Regions from separate parts of the Homo sapiens genome. Here region 1 is linked to region 2. A link is an interaction called in ENCODE POLR2A ChIA-PET data of the cell type or tissue named here. Cell type or tissue: Panc1. All regions are shown on one strand. Region 1 overlaps VWF (von Willebrand factor). Region 2 overlaps CD9 (CD9 molecule).

Region 1 (8,000 bases), 110 kb before region 2:
CTGGCTAATTTTTTGTATTTTTAGTAGAGACGGGGTTTCACCATGTTAGCCAGGATGGTCTCAATCTCCTGACCTCGTGATCCACCCACCTCAGCCTCCCAAAGTGCTGGGATTACAGGCGTGAGCCACCGTGCCCGGCCGAAAATCTGTCCTCTCTTACACAATACCTCGAGTGCACTCAATTTGAAATCCATCTGGGTTCACAAACCGCTCTAGAAGGAAGGCTGGTTCCTGTCACTTACCCACTTGGAGGTGTGGAGATATCTGGGCACCTTGTTTTCCTTCTAACCTCAAGCTGTGCTCGGCTACCCAAAAGGAATGGGTTATAGTTGCGAGGGGGAAGGAGAAAAAGAATGCGTGTTGAAACTTGTGCTTAAAGCCCGGCGTGTGCTTGTCCTGCTTCTGCCGGCTCCCATTCTCAAGGCAGGGGCACTCCAGCGGAAAACACGGGACAGTGGGAGAATATGGGGAGCCAGCTAACAACAACTCCTCCTCCTCCTCCTCCTCCTCCTTCTCGTCCTCCTCCTCCTCCTCATCATCATCATGGCTCTTAACAGTTGAGCCCCACTGGGCTAAACTCTATACATATTATCCCTCTCTTACCTTTTCAGTGACCCAGCAGGTACTATTTCTGCTTTACAAATGTGGAAACTGAGGCTCTGCAAAGGCACTTGTCTTGCCCAGATTCACAAAGCCAGTAAGTGAGCTGACTCAAACCCACACCCTTAGCACCACGCTCACGCCGAGGCCCAGGGTGAGAGACACTCAAGGGGCTATCAAGGGTATGGTTCAGGCATTTAGAACTTTGACTGCAAAGAAGAGGAAACTCCTCCCTTCCACAAGACAGCACCCTCCCCTCACGTGCTAGAACTCAGTCCGCCTTTGTTAGTGCCGGTACTGGGCTAGGATCCAGGTGATGCAGACTTTGATGGACTAACCAGAGGACCTAGCACCACCAAAGTCCAAGGGAAAAAGTCTTTTGGAATGTACTTGTTTATAAGGTGGAGATTGTCTGTTCACAATTTAGGCAGCTGGATTTAGCATCAACTCAGAATATTTTTCTGGGTCTGACATTCTCCTTGGTCAGAGGTCAAATTGTTCCATGAAGATGAAGACTCACTGAATTAATAACCAGCTAAAACGAAGCTTCCTCGTGTTACCGTGATGGGGGGTGGGTGGGAGGAGGGAGATGTGGGTGTGTTTTATTTTGTTTCTGGAATAGGAGAGGGCTGGGTTTCTCTACTTATGTACTTACTTAGATAAATCAGATTTCTACAAGTAAAGGAGTCTGGATTATTGTGGAGGTCACAATCCCTAGATAAATTACACCACCAATTTCCATTCATCCACCCATCCAATATTTATTAAGACCTATTATATACTGTCTCTATAGCCCAATCCACAGAAACACATAATGAAAGAGTTTTGGTTTTGGTTTTGTTTTATAGACAGGGTCTCACTCTGTTGCCCAGGCTGGAGTGCAGTGGTGCAATTGTAGCTCACTGCAGCCTCTACCTCCTGGGCTCAAGTGATCCTCCTGACTCAGCCTCCTGAGCAGCTGGGTCTACAGGTATGAGCCACCGCACCAGGCTAATAAAGGGTTTTAGAACTTAAAGAAACCTTAAGAACCTGCAAAGCCCAACTCCCCAAGAGAAACACAAGGGCCCACTGGTAGAAATAACTTGAGTAGCCTGAACCAATGTGACCCGAACAGGAAAGGGAGGGAGCCAGGCAGGGCATGAGTCCTGGCTCTGCACCTTGCTAGCTGGCGACTTGGGGCAGCTACTTAACCTCCTATGGCTTGTTTTCTCATGGGATGAACAAAATCACAGAGCACCTGCCCTACTGCTCTGCTGATGGGCTGCGCACTCGGGTGACTGCAGCATGCACTCACGCTCTGCAGAGTGGCCCATGCCCAGACAAAGGCAACTGTGGCCTGTCGCGTCCATCATGACCATGGTCCTGGGTATAGGCAGGGGCCACCCTCTTTGTGCATGTTTGTAGGTTTTCAGAAAAAAATAAAATCCTAAGCCCCCCTACCGACTAAACGGACTCCCCCTTGGCCAAAGGGACCCCAGAGAAATATTAAAACTGAGTTCCTGGCCATGATAGGATGGGAGGTTGAACACCCCTCCTTATACCCTCTCCCTCGCTAACCACCATTAGACTTTCTTTCCTAAGAGTTAAACAGAACTGGCCCAGCAGGGACTCCCTTCCCTTTTTGCGGGTTTTTTTTTTTCTTTTGAGACAGGGTCTCACATTTTCACCCAGGCTGGAGTGTAGTGATGCAATCTCAACTCACTGCAGCTTCTGCCTCCCAGGTTCAAGCCATCTTCCCACCTCAGCCCTCCCATTAGCTGGGATTACTGGTGCACCACCATGCCCAGCTAGTATGTGTTTGTCTGTGTGTGTGTGTGTGCACGCGCGTGTGCCACCATGCCCAGCTAGTGTGTGTGCGTGCGTGCATGCCACCATGCCCAGCTAGTTAGTGAGTGAGTGAGAGTGTGTGTGTGTGTGTGTGTGTGTGTGTGTGTGTGTGTGTGTGTGTGTGTGTGTGCTGACCAGCATTCCTTCCTGGTAAGAGACCACCAACCACGGAATGGTTCTGGCTGATTTACAGAGGCTGTGCACAAGATGCCTCTGTGTCCTCCATTTCACCTTTTGACCTATAGAGGCTAATTTTAATGCATTTAAATGTTAAGTCTCCATCCCAAAATGAATGTGGGACATATGTAACATGTATGTTTGCTTACTGTATATGCAAATGCCTCCTCCCATTATGAATATTCATAGCTCCTCCCATAACCTGTTAAATATGTACACTGAGCCAACCCTTTTGGAATAAGTTTCTATTCCACCCCTTTCTCCCTTGAAGTGCCTGCTTTCAGTTTCTACCAGAGGCTACACTTCCCAGCCTGCAGGATGGCCAGCCTGCAGGCCACAACTCTGAATAAGAAAAGCTCTCCTCTCTAAGTTTATGAACCTTGTGATTCTTCAGTTGACATTTTTGACAGTGTGGTTGCTCTCTGGATAAGGGCAGGAAGGTGGTGCTGTCAAGCAGAGCAGCTTTGTAGAGGGTGTCGGGGCACAGCGTAGGTGTCGGGGCACAGCGTAGGTGCCCATTCAGAGCCCGAGGACTCATCCACCAGCTGTCCAGTGTTGGCTGCCAAGGGCTCACCACTGAGTCATTCCTCAGGAATGGCCCTCAGCCCAAGGGAGTTCCACCTCCTTACCCAGGGCAGCCCACATCCAGTGACCAACAGGGGCCACTCCACCTTCCAGAGCTCCTTGAAGGATCAGCTGAGGCCCCGCTGAAGCTCTATCAGTGCTATCACAAGCAGTTCAACTTCTCCCACTGCCCAACTCTGCTTCTCTCACTTCCTAACCAAGGCTGCTCGAGAGCTCCCCAGTAAACCTCCTGCATACAAACGTCCCGCCCAGGGAGGCTGACTCACAGCACCACCAAGGAACCTTGCTCCTCAGATGATGAGTCTCTGAGCACAATCCCAAAAGGGCAACAACCCCTGTTCCCCACAGGAGTCCAGCTTCACAGCTGCACCTACCTCCTCAGCCCAAGTCAGCCTGTTCCACAGTGGGGAGGGAATTACCCATTGAGTGAGGTCTTGCCCCACATAAAGCATTCTTGCCCCAAACACCCACACACAGAGAGGCACAAAGACCATCTTTACCTGTGGCAGGTGAAGGCAGAGTGTGGTCTGGCCACCCCTCCCCACCTCCCCTTCTCTCCAGTGTGAGGTCCTGGTGAGTGAGATCATGAATGGCAACTCTGATGCAGACAGAGCTGCTACAAGGCTACCTTGTAAGTGGCAACAGGGCTCTGTGGAAGGGGTGGGGCAGTCCTCCCAGCCTTGTCAGGGTTGGCAGGCATTAGCACACACAGGAGAGGAGAAGGCCATGTGACCACAGAGGCAGAAATTGAAGTCATGAGCCCAAAGACAGGGAATGCCGCTGCCACCCAAAAATGACGGAAGCAAGGACCTAGAGCCTCTGGAAGGAGCAAAGCCAGCCAACACCTTGATCTCAGCCCAGGGAAACTAAATTTGGACCTCCAGCCTCCAGAACTGGGAGAAAATAAATGCCTACTGTTTTAAGCCATTGAGTATGAGATAATTTGTTACAGCAGCTTCAGGAAGCCATCCTGACATCCAAGCTATGTCACTTCAGGCACAGCCTCTCACTCAGACTCCCTTCAGTGTCTGCAACTATAAAGTAGTTTTCCTTCCAGCTGAGCTGGTATAAGAGGAGGCTTTCCCTCCTATTTCTAGTTTACAACAGCCACTTAAGAAAGAAGTGGCTTTTTTCTATCGGTAAAATTTCAGACACCTAGCAGGTGATGATGGAGATATTTGGGGACAAAAGAGGGCACTGGAGTCTAAAACAGAAAAGCATAGTTACTTATTGCTATGGTTCAACTGTCTACGTCCTCCAAAATCCATGTGTTGGAACCTAAACCCCAAAGTGACGCTATTAAAAGGTGGCGCCTTTTAGGAAGTGATGAAGTCCTGAGGGCTCTGCCTTCGTGAATGGATTAGTGCTCTGATAAAAGAGGCAGATGAGAGCACTTCAGTGTACTTTTTTTCTTTTTTTTTAATTGAGACAGAGTCTGGCTCTGTCACCCAGGATGGAGTGCAGTGGCACGATCTCAGTTCACTGAAACCTCCACCTCCCAGGTTCAAGCAATTCTCCTGCCTCAGCCTCCTGAGTAGCTGGGATTATAGGCACATGCCACCATGCCCAGCTAATTTTTTTTTTTTTTTTTTTTTTGAGACAGAGTCTCACTCTGTCGCCCAGGCTGGAGTGCTAAGCTCCGCCTCCTGGGTTCACGTCATTCTCCTGCCTCAGTCTCCCGAGTAGCTGGGACTACAGGCGCCCAGATGGTTTCGATCTCCTGATCTCGTGATCCACCCACCTTGGCCTCCCAAAGTGCTGGGATTACAGGAATGAGCCACAGGACCCGGCTTCAGGTCACAGCAAGAAGGTCCTTGCAAGACACTGAATGCTGGTACCTTGATTTTGGGCTGCCTAGCCTCCAGAACTATAAAAGATAATTTATGTTCCTTAAAATTACCCAGTCTCAGGCATTTGTTATAGCAGCACAAATGGACTGAGACACTACACCAAGTCATTAGCCCAGACTCATTTTTAGAGCTTCAGGCTCGAGATGTATTAGAATTAGACTCTAGCCACAGTTAGTTTTGGAGGAAATGGCCCTGCGTAAGTCCATTCCTCCCCCAGATGGAAGGATATGAGACTGAGTCCTTCTGTCTTTTAGATCCAGAAATCACACACCATCCAGGTGCACCCAGGCCAGTCCACACCCACCTTCTGCATTTCCCCAGAGGAGATGTTGCATGAGCTGCTGGGAGGAGATGCCCGTTCACACCACTGTTCTCCACTGCTCAGAGCCCATGAGTTGGCAAAGTCATAAGGGTCCGAGGTCAAGGTCCCTGTGGAGGAAAGTTTCAGGAAAGTAATGCTTCAGTTATGCCTGTCCCAGAACTTCTGGGTGAAAATTCTAGGTCTGCTGGTGGTTTTGTGTGTTTTGTTTTAATTTTTTATAAAGAGACAGGGTCTGGCTATGTTTCCCAGGCTGGAGTGCAGCGGCTATTCACAAGTGCAATCCCACTACTGAGCAGCACAGGAGTTTTGACTTGACCCATCTCTGGCTTGGCTGGTTCACCCCTCCTCAGGCAACCCAGTTGTCCCCCACTCCCCAGGAGGCCCCCATATTGATGCATAGTGCTCTGCAGCCCAGAACACCTGGGCTCAAGCAATCCTCCCCCATCAGCCTCCCCAGTAGCTGGGAATGCAGGTGTGGGCCACCACACCAGGCTCTAGGTCTGTTTTTACCTGAATCAAACTTGTATTAAATTAAACAATAAGCATGCATACAGTGCTCAACCTAACACCACAGGGCATGGGCATCAGAGCTCAGCAGACGCTTGGAGACTGAAGAAGGATGGATGGATAGATGGATGGATGGATGGATGGATGGATGGATGGATGGATGGATGGATGGACGGTTACAATTACGATGAGGGAGATGAGGTGAAAGATGATGAGGAAATGCCCTTTCCCTGTCACTTCTCCATGCCTTCATGTGCCTTTCTCCCTCCATGTGGAATGTTCTCCTCCCCCTTATTGCCTTAACTATCTCCATTCCTTCTTCAAGATGCAGCTCAAGAACCACTGCCTCCAGGTGTGGTCCTGGTGAGTGAATGGTCCTTTCTGAACAGCTCTACTCCCATTTCGCACCCCAGCCTGTATGGGTGTCACCTTCCCTGTGCCCCATGGCACCTGGGCATCCCTCTACCAAAACACTCATCACCTTTGGTTTGTATTCTTTTTGCTCATATTCATCTCCCATTCAACTGTGAGCTCCTTACTTAAGGGTATGGGCTGTGTCTCTTATCTCTAAATTCTTATACAGTGGATTACGAATGCTCAAAATATTTTTGCAGAATGAAGGTAAGAATATGACATGGAACCTAAGCCCAGTCCCCAAGTCACTGCATACTCCAGGCTCTCACAGCATCTGTGCTTTAGTACTTATAGTGCTCATGCTACTGTCAGCTACTCACAATAGACTGTGAGGGCCTCGTGGACCTACATGGCCTAGTGCAAAGTAATTGCGTAATCTGTATTACAAAGGCAGTATGAGACTACTACCTTTGCAGTATTGGGATGAGCAGTTTTCTGCATAGCCAGGCCTGGAAGAGAGAAGTAGGTCTCAAGGTCAAGTAATGCATTTGCAAATAGTAAATAAACTGTCCCCAGGGAAGGAAAATATAAATGAGACCTTGGAATATAGTCAGTTGGTATGTGGGGGTTTGATAGGCAGAAAAAGATCCCCCCCACACCAAAGATATATTCACTTCCTAATCCCTGGAGCATGTAAATATTATCTCATATGGCAAAAGATGTGCTTGAGTTAGGGATCTTGAGAGGAAGAGTTTCTCTTGGATTACTTGGGTAAGCCTAAATGCAATCACCTGTATCCTTATAAGAGATGGGTAGAGGCCGGGCACGGTGGCTGACACCTGTAATCCAGCACTTTGGGAGGCCAAGGAGGGTGGATCACGAGGTCAGGAGATCAAGACCATCCTGGCCAAGATGGTGAAACCCCGTCTCTACTAAAAATACAAAAAAATTAGCCAGGCATGGTGGCACGTGCCTGTAATCCCAGTTACTCGGGAGGCTGAGGCAGGAGAATTGCTTGAACCTGGAAGGCGAAGACTACAGTGAGCCGAGAATGCACCACTGCACTCCAGCCTGGTGACAGAGCATGACTCCATCCCAAAACAAAAGACAAAACAAAACAAAACAAAACAAAAAAAGACATGGGCAGAGGGAGACGGGCAAAGACACACACACAGGAGAAAGCAATGTGAAGACAGAGGCAGAGACTGGAATGATGTAGCCATGAGTCAGGTATGACTGCAGATGGTAGAAGAGGCCAGGAACAGATGCTTCCCGAGAGCTTCTGGAGGGAGTTTTGGCCCTCCCAACACCTTGATTGCAAACTTCTGACCTCCAGAACCATGAAAGAATAAATTTCAGTTGTTTCAAGCCACCGAGTTTGTGGTAATGTGTTGGTAGCCACAGGAAACTGATACATGGGAGAAGCCAAAGGCAAGAGAACTTAAATTTGTGGCATGTTGACTGTGTGCCAGACATTGTGACAGGTACTCTCTGGGTACTCAGTCACTCCATATCACACAGGTTTTGACACTTTCTAATAAACCACATTAAGGAAGGGACATAGAGGAGGCTTCATGTTGTTGCCTGGGCAAAGCCCCTCTGTGACCCTGTGTGATCTGGGCTGATCCCAATTCCTTATGTGCAAATAAGGAGTTAGACTAGATGACTTCTAGGGTCGTTTTTAGCCCTGACCATCTATGAAGTGAAACTTTACAGGCTAGATCTGAAACGAGACATACACTGTCCAAGAGATGGAATTACAAATATTCTTGCTTAGA
Region 2 (8,000 bases):
GAAAATAAAATTGCCTGTCAGAGAAACCCTAAGGATCAGGATTCCGGATCTGGGCAGGGCATGGACAAGTTGGGTGGCAGTGGCAAAAGCCCCTCCCCATGGTCTGCCTTTTCCCCCAGAAGCAAGTTGCTGGGACTGTTGCATAAAATGGCTCCCACCTCCAGTGCCCAGACAGCCTGCGCTGGGGTGAAGCTGGCTACACGTGCACTGAAGCTGGCAGGCTTGGGGAGAGGTGAGCTGAGGCCAGGTATCTGCTTCCTTTGCCCAGGATTTTGATGGTCTCTCCCCTACACCCACAGTGGGTGTGAACAACAAAGACCCAATCTTTTGATGGTGGTGAGGATTCCTCTGCACACGCTCACACTCACGTTCTCTACCCCCTTCTTTTCAACGTGGCCCACAGCACGATTCCAGACCCTGCTCTATTGTGCTCAGAGGAAGCAGCTGCTGGCTCCAGCCCGAATTTGGGAGTGCTTTGATATGCAGCCCTCTCTGGGGCCCTGCCAGTACTGACTCTAGATGAGCCCTCTGCGGCTGCTGGGCTCACAAATCAGCCTTCTCACCCCTTCCTCCAGGAGCAGTGTTGGATGAGAATCTCCCCCTTACACACATAGATCCTGTGTTTGTTTTGTCTGCTTTTGTTTGTTTGTTTGTTTTTGTTTTCCTGTTCTGTTCAATTTTATAAGGAGGCATAGCTTTTGGACTTGGTTGCAGGGTTGGGTTTGGAACTTAATAATACCTTGGATTGACAAAGGCGCCTTTTCTTCTAAAGAACACAAACCTTGATGGTTCTTGCCTGGGTGTGGTTCTCACCTGGGTGAGCCTGGCTGTGAGGGTAGGGGGCCTGAGGTCACCCCAACCACAGCTTCTGTGGTCCTACTGGCAGCATGTTCTAGACAGACCTGTGTGGAGCTGGGGAAAGGAGAGTGGAGAAGTTTGAGGAAGCTGCATGTTTATGTTTTGTGTTCCTCCCTCCCCCAGGTTGGGGTCAGCGGGACTTTATTTGGATCCACCACAGGTCTTTTCAACCAAAGCCTTGCAGAAACAGGCTTTACCCCATACACACAGAAGAGCAACGACTTCCTTGTTAAGAGTCTGAAAATCTGGGTGAGAGCCTGTCAGACCCATGGCCTCAGAGAGCAGGAAAAATCCTTTGCAACTGGGAAGGAAATTCAGAAGACAAAAAAAAAAAAAAATGCAGGGGAATAGGGGGCGGGGGCTAGTCTTTATACATTTCTTTCTTTCTTTTTTTTTTTGGAGACGGTGCTCACTCTGTCACCCAGGCTGGAGTGCAGTGTTAACAATCATGGCTCATGGCTCACTGCAAACTCAACCTCCCAGCTCAGGCGATCCTCACACCTCAGCCTCCTGAGTAACTGGGACTACAGGCATGTGCCACTACACCCAGCTAACCTTTTAATTTTTTTGTAGAGACAGGATCTCACTATGTTGCCCAGGCTGGTCTCAAACTCCTAGGCTCAAGCGATCTGCCAACCTTGGCCTCCCAAAATGCTAGGATTACAGGAATGAGCCACCGCGCCTGGCCTACATTTCTTAAATTTATGTTTTAAGGCCTGACTACAGATTACTTGCCTGTTTTATTCCATGGAAAAAGTCATGCTGGTCCAGGGACATTCTCATTTTCCATCAAGTGATGGCATGCAGCCGTAGAAAGCAACATCCTGTCCCCAGATGAGATAATTTTTTTGTGATAATTTTATAATAATTGTATCTATCTGGTAATTTCCTCCCCCCGCCTCTCCAAAAATACTTAGTTGTGGATAGTTTTAAGTGCTATATCCTGTCATCCTAGACTAATACATCTTAACGTTTTTAGGGAAATTCCTTTTTAGGGAATTCCTTGGAATCAGTACGACCTGCCTCCAGAAAAATGTTATGTCTGTTTCTGGAGGCCCATAGACATTTTTTTTTTTTTTGCCTTTTTCTCCATTGCCCAGGCTGCAGTATAGTGGCACCATCATAGTTCACTGCAGCCTCAAACTCCTGGGCTTTACACAATCCTGGCCTCAGCCTCTCAAGTAGCTGGGACTACAGCACACACCACTATACCCGGCTAATTTTTTTGTACAGAGAGGGTCTCTCTATGTCGCCCAAGCTGGTCTTGAACTCCTGGGCTCAAGCAGTCCTTCAGCCTCGGACTCCCAAAGCACTGGGATCATAAATGTGAGCCACCACGCCCAGCCTGAGCTCACGCTATAAATGCCCCATATTGGTTTTTCTCCCTCAGTTTCCAGACAACCCCTGCTCTGTCCTGAGTCCCATATTTCTGCCATAAGAAGCAGGTTGCCTCACCGTTCCCCGGGGGCTGCAATGGGGGCATCACAGGGGACTTTGTGAAAGGCATTAGAAATGATAAATTCCCTAGTGATCAAGTGCAGCTCAGATGGGACAGCTGGCCTCCCACCCATCCCTCTGACTCTCAGCTTAATCATTGCCTAAGGAGTGGTTTTCACTCGGTTAATTTAATGAGTGCTCTGTATTTCTAGTACACACGAAAAATGCAACTGTATGATCTTCCAGCCAGGTTGGGCCTCTTGGCTTAGCTTTTCCCAGAGCTTGGTGCTTCATCTTTGTTCAGGAAGAAAGGAGGTCTGTCTCTCTTCTCCTTCCCTCCAAATGCAGACGGAAAGTCTCGTCCTCTGAGGACTTGCAGAAAGGAGGAATGTCTCAGGAGGGATCATTTGGGGAGCTGCACTCCCAAGGAGTTGAGAAGCAGCCTGGTTGAGTAACTGGGAAAGGCAAAGCAGCCTGACTTGGAGAGGGGCCCGGATTAATGTGATTCCAGAGGAGGTCCCGGTAGAGAGAAGTTTGGGGACTACTGACTTGGAGAAAAATCAGAAACCCGGGTCTTAAGAGCCCTTCCTCTTCAATCCTTAAGCCAGGCATTGTGCCTGAGGGAAGAAATAGTGGCTCTTATGAGCTCTGCTAGAAAAGTAACCCTTCAGGCCAGGCGCGGTGGCTCACGCCTATAATCCCAGCATTTTGGGAGGCCGAGACAGGCGGATCACCTGAGGTTGGGAGTTTGAGACCAGCCTGGCCAACATGGAAAAACCCCCTCTCTACTAAAAATGCAAAATTAGCCAGTCATGGTGGCAGGTGCCTGTAATCCCAGCTACTTGGGAGGCTGAGGCAGGAGAATTGCTTGAACCTGGGAGGCGGCGGTTGCAGTGAGCTGAAATCGTGCCATTGCACTCCAGCCTGGGCGACAAGAGTGAAACTCCATCTCAAAAAAAAAAAAAAAAGAAAAGAAAAGTAACCCTTCACAGCTTACCCAATGCACATCCAAGTTTCCAGTGACACCTCTGAGCAGGCTAAGCAGCTGGTGGCTCCTGCCAAGCCCTCTCCTCGGAACTGAGCTTCACAGCTTCAGGTGCCAGTCCCTTGCTGACACTCCCAGTCTAAGCTGTGTGTTAGTCTCCAAGTTCAGAAACAACACAATACATGGGTCATAGGAGAAGAACCTCGACTGAGGCTAAAAATACCATAAAGTTAATCAGGCAGTTTTATTAATTATGAATTTATTAATTCAAAACCTATTCAAGGATTTTAGTTTTTTTTGTTTGTTTGTTTGTTTTTGTTCTTTTTTTTTTGAGGTGGAGTTTCACTCTTGTTGCCCAGGCTGGAGTGTAATGGTGCGATCGCAGCTCACCGCAACCTCCGCCTCCTGAGTTCAAGCCATTCTCCTGCCTCAGCCTCCTGAGTAGTTGGGATTACAGGGGTGTGCCACCATGCCCGGCTAATTTTTAGTAGAGACGGGGTTTCTCCATGTTGATCAGGCCGGTCTTGAACTCCTGACCTCAGGTGATCCACCCGCCTCAGCCTCCCAAAGTGCTGGGATTACAGGTGTGTAGTTTAATGTCTTTTAAACCTAAGTTGATTGAATGTAGTATGATAATACAGTGTACTGATTTATTAAAACTCTAAATGAAATGATCAGCAAAATCATACTATTTGTGAACTCATCATTGCTTTTTTTGTTGTTTGTTTTGAGACAGAGTCTCGCTCTGTCACCCAGGCTGGAGTGCAGTGGCGCAATCTTGGCATACTGCAACCTCTGCCTCCCAGGTTCAAGTGATTCTCCCGCCTCAGCCTCCTGAGTAGCTGCGACTACAGGCACATGCCACCACGCCCAGCTAATTTTTGTATTTTTAGTAGAGATGGGATTTCATCATGTTGGCCAGGCTGGTCTCACCTCAGGTGATCCACCCACCTCTGCCTCCCAAAGTGCTGGGATTATAGGCGTGAGCCACCGCACCGGGCTCGTCGTAGCTTTTCAAGTCAATAGAAATCTGGTGTTTGAATCCACATCATGTCTTCCCTTGTAGGTGGGCAGTTGCAGTGTGTAGTGTGCATGCACACCCCAGATTTATGCCCAACTCCACTGGATGTTTTCTGGGTGGGGAGTCATCCATACCTCCCTCAGCGGCCCCGTTCCTAGAGACGGGAGGCCCTTCCCACTAAGACATATTCCTCCTGCTCTCCATGGTGCAATGTAAACATCTTCTTTCTCACAATGTGGGACTGTGGATTTAAATTTATTATTGCTAAGCTCAGATGTTTTAAAGCTTCCTGTCTACAAGCCTGAGAAAATCTCTTCATACTCTCCTTTCCTCCTCTCTAGTCAAATTGTAGCCCTGGCTCCCTAAGACACAACCCTTTAGAGACCCAGACTGCAAATTTCTTTTTTTTTTTTTTTTTTTTTCTGAGATGGAGTCTCATTCTGTTGCCCAGGCTGGAGTGTAGTGGCACAATCTCGGCTCACTGCAACCTCTGCCTCCTGGGTTCAAGCGATTCTCATGCCTCAGCCTCTTGAGTAGCTGGGATTACAGGCATGTACCACCATGCCCGGCTAATTTTTGTGTTTTTAGTAGAGATGGGGTTTTGCCACGTTGACCAGGCTGGTCTCGAACTGCTGACCTCAGGTGATACGCCCACCTCGGCCTTCCAAAGTGCTGGGATTACAGGCGTGAGTCACCGCGCCCAGCTGGGACTGCTCATTTCAAATAGAAATTAGATTATCTTCTAGGATGAGGAGGGACACTTTGGCCTTCTTTGTCATGGGAGGCTGGCACTCTCCTCTAGGACCCTGGGGTGTGTCTTGAGAGCTCGTGCCCAGGGCTATAACACAGAGAGGCCTGTGCTGATGTCATCTTGTTCTGCCCTTTGCTGGCAGGGTGGTTCTGGGGAAGGGCAGAGGCTCCGGGTCCCACTCTGGGGCTGTTTTCACGGGGGATGGAAGGACCATGGCCACTGAACGGGCTGCGGTCCCGTCTATGGACACAATGCCAATGGGCAGCTGCAACAGTGCAGCCAAGGGGAAAGGAGGATGTGCGAGTTGCCCTGGAGAGTCCCTTCCCAGAGCGCCGCCTCTGTCCACCCTGACTATATGACCAGTGGAACCAAGGGTGTGGCTGAAGCTCTCAGGACAAAGGCCAGGGAGAGGAAGCACCGGCTGTTTTTTTTAGACTCTCTTCGAGCACCCACTACCCCCACTGCCCCCAAGCGAGGCCAGGTGTAGGTGGCATCTCCAGCCCAGGTGGCCATGCAGCTGCCCTGCTGTCAGGGAGGAGGCGCGTCTGCAAGCTGCCTTCCTTCCGGTGCAGATGGGCTCCCTTGTGGCCTTTAAAGATCGAAAACACCACTTTGAAATGGGATTAGATATGAATGGGGGGGAAACAGGCAAAAGGGAAAAAATTCTGGCTTCAGAATAGAAGAAATGGATCAAAAACACAAACAGCTTAACAAAATAATTGAGAATTGGGGCTCTGCAGTCAGACCATTCTGGGTTCAAGTTCTAACTCTGCCACTTACTTGCCCTGTGATCTCAGTTGAGCAACTTTTTTTTTTTTTTTTTTTTGAGAAGGAGTCTCGCTCTGTTGCCAGGCTGGAGTGCAGTGGCGTGGTCTTGGGTCACTGCAACCTCTGCCTCCTGGGTTCAAGCGATTGAACAGCCTCAGCCTCCCAAGTAGCTGGGATTACAGGCACGCACCACCATGCCTGGCTATTTTTTTATATTTTTAGTAGAGATGGGGTTTCACCATGTTGGCCAGGCTGGTCTTGAACTCCTGACCTTGTGATCCTCCCGCCTTGGCCTCCCAAAGTGCTGGGATTACAGGCTTGAGCCACCGTGCCCGGCCCGAGCAACTTAACTTTTGTGCCCCAGTTTTTTCATCTAAAAAATAGAAGACAATATTACCTCTTTGGTGGGCCTATTCTGAAAACTAAATAGTTCTGGAGAAGTGCTTAGGGTGGGGTTGTGGAACATAGATAGCAAATATTTGAGTACTTGCTGCTAGTAATTAGGTGACCTAATATGAAGAAGGAGCTCCTGGCAGAGGGGTAGGGCAGGTTGATAGGTTAGACAAGAGTTTGGGGATCTTGGCCTCCCTTGCTGGCTTGGGGTTTGCAAGATCCCATGTTGGAGCAGGAGGGCCGTTCCACCAAGCGGTGCCGGAAGTGCTTTTAGCCGACCCTGCCACTCCAGGCACCACCTGGCATTGCTTGAAAACTGTCAAGGAAGGAGCATCTCCCACCACTCAGGGCCACGCACGCACGTGGCGGCCAACTCTGCAGATGGAATGAGAGCAAGCTGCTGCAAGTGGCTAGAGTGTGTCAGCAAGAGTGTGTGCAGTCATCGCCAGACAGCTCGGCGAGGCATACACAACGGAAAACAAATGTGTGGTATTCTGGAATTTAAAGCAAAACATCCAAAACAATCCCCCACATCAGATGATTTTGGTTAAGATCAGAATGCCTGCTTTCAGTGGAAAAGGGATTTATGGGCTGGCCAGTGTATGCTACGCGTCTGGCAAGCAGGCAGTGGAAACTTGAAATGGGATTTCTTGTTTAGAAAGAGGTTACCTTGGGCTGGGGCCTCCCTCCCAATCAGCCCCAACATCCTAACGCCAGTACACTTCACTGAAGCTTTTCTCCTCTCCAGGGCAGAGGAAGGGCTCCAGGTTTTTAAATGATGCTGACTTTGTCCTTGAAAGGAGGGAAGATTTCTCAACTCGAACTTGTTCAGACCAGGTAGCTGCCTAATTTCCAGAAAGATATGCTGAGAAAAAGCTTACGGAGTTCCTCATCCTCTGCCACACCCTGGAGAGGGGACCAAGCTGTCTCCCTTCTATCAGGGAGGAGACAGGTCAGCAAGTAACCGATCTCTGCATGGCATGTGCTGTGCACCGTCAGAGGAAGAGTGCTGACAGCTGGGTCACTCATGCCTGCTCTGTGACCACGGGCAAGTCGCTTTACCTCTCGGAGCCTGTTTCTTCATCTCTCACAGGGATGATTCTAACTAGCTCTCAGGCTCTAAGGCAGCCCACTAAGAATCAGAAGGGGCAGCAGGGCCTTGTAGTGTAATTCTAGTCTCCTCCCTGGGAAACCTCTCATGCATTGCATTACTGTTGCTCCCACAGGGAATGTTCTCTTGTAAAGTAATGGCCTGCACCAGCCTGAGGCCAGGCTCGAACATTTACACACAACGAGCCAGGCATAGCAAGGTGGTGGCACCCCCAGGCTGTAGCTGTCTAGGGCCACCTTCACCCTTCCACCCAGGAGCCCCCCAGCTGCACTAGCACCCCTGGAAAGGGAGGCCACAGAGTCAGTAGGCAGGCTAAGCATGTGCTTAGGGCACCAACAATGCAGGCAGCTCAAGGAATCCAGGGAAATAGGCACTTTTTTTGAGCTTTATCTTACAAGTTCAACTTTTTTTATGTTGAATTGTATGGGTTGTGGGGTAGGTACCATAATCATCTCAGTGTCTAGAGCACTAAATGGCCACAGAAGGCAGAAGTTGGCCTCCCCAGGGACCCAGCTTGTCATGGAATGTTGGGTTTAAGTGTATGTGTGGACCCCTCTCCCCAGCCTGCCCTTATGGTATAAAAGAGTGACATATAATAGCAGGGGCCATTTATGACCCAGGGACATTGCTGGGGTTGGGGGGAGTGGGCCAGGAGCGGGCAAGGAGTTGTCTTGAT

The links. Peaks named below come from ENCODE experiments on the same cell type or tissue, not always from the same donor. Only the 100,000 strongest peaks of a DNase experiment are listed, where the experiment ranks them.
Region 1: POLR2A ChIA-PET joins it to region 2 with 5 read pairs; 5 of 35 experiments call an interaction of 5 or more read pairs at or near these places.

Annotation. Positions count from the first base shown.
Region 1 is chr12:6,090,117-6,098,116 of GRCh38, forward strand. It overlaps VWF (von Willebrand factor), which reads right to left. Exons shown (of 52, transcript NM_000552.5): 6 at 5,344-5,468. It also overlaps the pseudogene RN7SL69P. Among named protein-coding and RNA genes, the nearest start is that of VWF, 31 kb to the right of the region's middle. RefSeq lists enhancers at 3,126-3,722, 3,723-4,318. In Panc1, no CTCF peak of the experiment used is centred here; a DNase peak (open chromatin) is centred at 3,245; H3K4me3 peaks cover 626 bases; H3K27ac peaks cover 359 bases.
Region 2 is chr12:6,204,978-6,212,977 of GRCh38, forward strand. The region is part of intron 1 of CD9 (CD9 molecule); the gene reads left to right. Among named protein-coding and RNA genes, the nearest start is that of CD9, 8.6 kb to the left of the region's middle. RefSeq lists enhancers at 5,379-6,002, 6,033-6,534. In Panc1, no CTCF peak of the experiment used is centred here; no DNase peak of the experiment used is centred here; H3K27ac peaks cover 127 bases.